2 separate regions of the Homo sapiens genome follow, and region 1 is linked to region 2. The links are chromatin loops, found by intact Hi-C in ENCODE. Cell type or tissue: IMR-90. All regions are shown on one strand.

Evidence for each region. A loop is a pair of places that touch in the nucleus more often than their neighbours do. Peaks named below come from ENCODE experiments on the same cell type or tissue, not always from the same donor. Only the 100,000 strongest peaks of a DNase experiment are listed, where the experiment ranks them.
Region 1: it touches region 2 in a loop (2.2-fold over the local background); 11 of 110 quality-filtered maps call a loop at or near these places.

Annotation. Positions count from the first base shown.
Region 1 is chr7:73,893,970-73,896,469 of GRCh38, reverse strand. No RefSeq gene overlaps it. Among named protein-coding and RNA genes, the nearest start is that of TMEM270, 34 kb to the right of the region's middle. In IMR-90, a CTCF peak has its summit at 1,501 (motif pointing right); a DNase peak (open chromatin) is centred at 1,389; H3K27ac peaks cover 903 bases.
Region 2 is chr7:73,998,706-74,001,205 of GRCh38, reverse strand. No RefSeq gene overlaps it. Among named protein-coding and RNA genes, the nearest start is that of ELN, 28 kb to the left of the region's middle. RefSeq lists an enhancer at 454-954. In IMR-90, no CTCF peak of the experiment used is centred here; a DNase peak (open chromatin) is centred at 1,245; H3K27ac peaks cover 1,275 bases.

The sequences.
Region 1 (2,500 bases), 100 kb after region 2:
AAGAAGCATAATACTTGTACACCGAAAGCTACAAAATATCATTAAAAAATTAAAGATCTAAATAAATGGAAAGACATCCCATGTTTGTGGATTAGAGGCTTGTTATTGTTAAGATGACAATTCTACCCAAAGCTGATGACAATACTACCAAAAACAGATTCAATGCAATGCCTATCAAAATCCCAGTGGTGTATTTGCAAAAATGGAAAAAATCCATTCTAAAAATCAGATGGAATTTCAAGGAACATCAAATAGCCAAAACAATCTTGAAAAAGAACATTTGGAGGACCTACACTTCCTAATTTCAAAACTTACTACAAAGCTACAGTAATTAAGACAATGTGTTACTGGCATAAACATAGACATATAGATCAATAGAATCGAATTGAGAAATAAACCATTACAATTGTGGTAAATTGATTTTTGACAGCAGTGTCAAGACCATTTAGTGGGGAAAGAATAGTCTGTTTAACAGATGGTGGTGAGACAACTGGATATCCACATGCAAAAGAATGAAGTTTGACCCCTACCTCACACCATATATAAAAATTAACTCAAAATGGAGTGAAGATCTAAATGTAAGAGCTAAAACAAGAAAACTCTTAAAAGGCAACATCGTGGTAAATCTTCGTGACCTTAGACCTGGCAATGGTGTCTTCGATATGATGCCAAAAGTACAAGCAACCAAAGAAAAAATAGACAAATTGGATTTCATCAAAATTGAAAACTTTTGTGCTTCAAAGGACACTATGAAGAAAATGAAAAAGACAACCCACAGAATGAGAGAAAATATTTGCAAATCTTATCTTAAATGACTTGAGACTATGTTAAATGAAAAGCTCTTCTTGGAAACTTCTTCATAGTGGGGGTGGAGGGGGAAAGAGCCTACCCCAATGTACAGCATGCAGGCATCCTGCCCTGCCCTTTGTGGAATGAGTTTACCCAAAGAGGATCTGCTCATATAGGAAATTGGGGAAGTTAAAGTGGGGGAGGGTGGGAGGAAGGAGAGACACTTGCCCCCAGGGCAGCCACAGTTCTCTGGGAACTTGCTCACAAATTCCCTGAATTCCCCCAAATTAATTTTAGAATGAGTCCTCGAAACCCAAGGAGGCCAAGGGACGGCCCGGCGCCAGTTTGGGCAGCTCTCAGAAAGGGGACAGCATGAGGGAGAGGCCGTCTGGCCTGGCCTCGTTTCCCAGCCAGGCCCCATCCATGGGAAGGTCACGAGAGGCACGAGCCGGGGCCAACCCCCGTGCAGGGCGCGGGCGCAGGCAACAGGCCAGGAGGTCCTGGGGCCTGAGGTCTCCATTCCCACTGACATCAGTGCAAGGTGTCAGGGGGCCTGAATCATCGGGGCTGGGGCCAGCCCCCCTCCCTGGGGGTTGTGGGGAGAGCATAGCAGAGGCATGAGGCAGCCCCAGCCAGGCGGGCGGCCCTAGGCTGGGCTGGCCCGGTGACTGCTTTATAGAATTAGTGAGTGGGACTCACCACAGGGGGGAGGTGGAAATGTCATCGTCCTGGATTCCAACAGGCTGTACTCCCCCTCTTTCTGATTCACAAAATTAATTTCAATGGCTAGAGAGGAGTCTGGCAGCAGGGCCAAGGGGTCATAAACACGGGGAATATTAATAGCTTCAGCCAGGCTGCCTGAGGGGCTGGGGGGCCCTCCAGAGGGACTGATTTATTTAGTCTCCTCATTAATGATGTGGAAAGACAAGAGTTTGCCCGAGCCTGAGGCGGATACTGACCTACATCAGGGCAGGAATTGCCCATGCTAAGGACACACCACGGCGGACCATCCTCGGCTCTATCTCCCCCAGGCACTATTCCTCTTGGTTTTATCGTGGTGCCCTGGCTCTATATCCCAGCCAGGTGGGCCCAGGTGAGGCACCATTATTGAGCCATCTCAAAGCAGCAGACGGTGGGAGCTAGGCACACCAGGCGCATACCGTGGCCAGGTAAGGATCGATCTCCTTCCAGAGCTGAGATCTCAAGAATAATGCATATTCATGCATATGAACACACATGCTCAGACCTTTCCATGTTTCTGACGACAAGACCAGCCCTGCTTCCCCTCTCTCCAGCCGGTGGCTGGACATACAGGACCAAGTCAAGGTGTAGAGTACCCAGCCATCCCAGACTGGCACATGATAGAGTGAGCCAGGTGCAGCAGGAATATACATTCCAGGTAAGGATGGGCTCCTTCCTGAACAAGGACCCTAGCCTCCTTAGCCCTCCACCCCAACCTCACCCTGCCATTAATCAACCTTATATGTCACTCCCAAATCTAGGGATATTTAACACTGGGAGTTCAGGGAAATTCTACACACATGTGCATGCAGAATATATACAACACCTGTTCCCCAACACACTTGGCAGAGCCCCATTCTAGGGCATAGCTTGGCCTGCTAAGGGGAACAGAAACCAGGGCAGCTGGCACGCTCTGGCCCTTCCCAAGTCCCCGGGTCCTGAGAACATCATTCCAAACTACCCTTGGGGC
Region 2 (2,500 bases):
TGGCTGCCAGGGAAGGGGGCAGGGACCTGAGAAGTGTCAGGCCCCACTTTCTCGTGGTCCCAGGCTTGGGGCAGGGCAGGGCTTCCTTTTCCAAGCAAGAAACCCAGACATGTGGCTTGCCAGAGGCCGTTTTGTTTTTTGGATTTGAGAACTTATTTATATGAAAAGTCTTACCAAGGTATAAACATTCTGGGCCTTTGCACATGCTTTGGCCTCAGCTGGAATGTTCCTTCCAAGCAAGCCCCCTCTCCCACTGCGTGTCCGCCTGGTGAACTCTGGCCCCTCTCAGGGTGCAACTCCCTTCAGAAAGCTTTCTCAAACCAGCGTCCTCCCCTGCAGCCCCAGGGCGGCCGCTCTCTCCTCCGGGGACCCACAGTCCCTCCAGCCCCCTGGTTCTCATGTGACAGTCACCTCCATTTTTTCATCAGTCTTTCCTCCATGCCCCACTTGGCGGTGAGGCCTCCTCTGCCTTGGTTTCCCCTTTTTCCAGGTGCCCGGGACACAGTGGAACTCAGCACGTGTCAGGCAGATGGGTGACACGTGGATGCTCAGTTACACCTGCGGGGCTCGGGGCTGGGGCCAAGGCTATCTTCCCAGCATCGGGTCATCTGGGTTTGAGTCTGGGTGGTCTCCAGCCCCCTCCTCACCTCCCCTCCGCTACTACAGGCAGCATCCCCAGTCTCTCTGCTGCCAGAGACCTTGGTGCCCGAGTCTGCGAGGAGCTTGCTCTCTGGAGAGTCAAGACCCCAGAACCAAGATGGCAGAGGCGAGATGAGATGAAGCAGGCTCCCACCTCAGGGGGCTTGGTGACAGGGCCCAGGATGATATGTGTTGTGTTCATGTCAACTGCCCTGGGTTGGCCAGAGAGGTGGGGTCACCACGGAGATCCTGCCCCCGCCCCCGCCCCCCCCCACCCGCCGCCCCGTGAGGCTGAGCTGCTGAGCTTTGGTCTGAGAGAAGGAGCAACTTCCAGACCCTCCAGGGACCCGAGGGACGCCCCCGTGACAGCGTCGCAGGCCCTATCTCCAAGGGAGACTCTGTTCCCAGACCAGAGGCCTGCCCGGGCCATGCTGGGAGACCTTGTTTAAGCCCCAGTTTGGGAACTTGAGGGAGAGAAGGGATTTCTTTTTTTTTTTTTTCTTTTTTAATGCACGTACTTTGGTTTTTCCTTGCAACCAACTCCTAAAGCCACGACTCCACTCCCCACTTGGCAGGGATGCCCGCCTCGTGCTGTTGACCTTGGCAGTGGGTCTGCGGGGACTGGAGCTCTCACACCATAAATTCCTGTCTTCTAGGAATTCAGCCTGGGAAAGAAAAGAAACACGGAGGAGAATATTTGATTAACATTTTTCCAACGTGACCACATCACAGGGGCGTGTGGCCGGAATTCTCACCCTGGACTGGGTAGGGCGGGACTCGGCTCGTGGCCCGGCTGCTGGGGAGGGTGGGCCTGGGTTTTGGGGGGCCCTCCTGGCCTAAAGGAAGAGTGGGGTCTGGGCTGGCATTTCCCCTTGGGATCGGGGCTGAGGAGGTTCCTGGACAGAAGCTGGGCCAGGTCGGCCACCCGAAGGGTGAGCAGCTCAGGGAGCTTATCTTCAACCTCAGGACCACCAGGGATTGGACCCTGAGCTCAGGATGGACCTCAGGGGTGGGGGGCTCTGGCCTTGCCTTCACCATCTGCTCCTGACTCTGGGCAGAGCCCTCTCTGATCCCAGATTGAGTCTTTTTTTTTTTTTTTTGAGATGAAGTCTTGCTCTGTCACCCAGGCTGGAGTGCAGTGGTGCCATCTCAGCTCACTGCAACCTCCACCTCCCAGGTTCAAGCAATTCTCCTGCCTCAGCCTCCCGAGCAGCTGGGATTACAGGTGCCAGCCACCTTGCCTGGCTAATTTTTGTATTTTTAGTAGAGACAGGCTTCACCATGTTGGCCAGACTGGTCTCAAACTCCTGGCCTCAAGTGATCCACCCGCCTCAGCTTCCCAAAGTGCTGGGATTACAGGCGCGAGCCACCACACCTGGCCTACGTCTTAACTCCAACTCCAGACTGAGACCTGGCTCCAGGTCTACCGTGTCCTCTGAGCCCGGCTCATGATGACTTGTGGCCCAGACCCCAGCTGGTTTTGGGCTTCCCTCTGTTTGAGCTCTTGCACAGCAATCCTCCATACCCCCTTCACTGTCTGAGAACTTTTTTTTTTTTGAGACAGAGCCTCGCTCTGTCACCCAGGCTGGAGTGCAATGGTGCGAACTTGGCTTACTGCAAACTCTGCCTCCCGGGTTCAAGAGACGATTCTCCCACCTCAGCCTCCTGAGTAGCAGGGGTAATTTACAAGCGTGCGCCACCACGCCCAGCTAATTTTTTTTGCATTTTTAGTAGAGATGGGGTTTCACCATGTTGGCCAGGCTGGTCTCGAGTTCCTGACCTTAAGTGATCTGCCCTCCTCAGCCTCCCAAAGTGCTGGGATTATAGGTGTGAGCCACCGCGCCCAGCGCTGTCTGAGAAT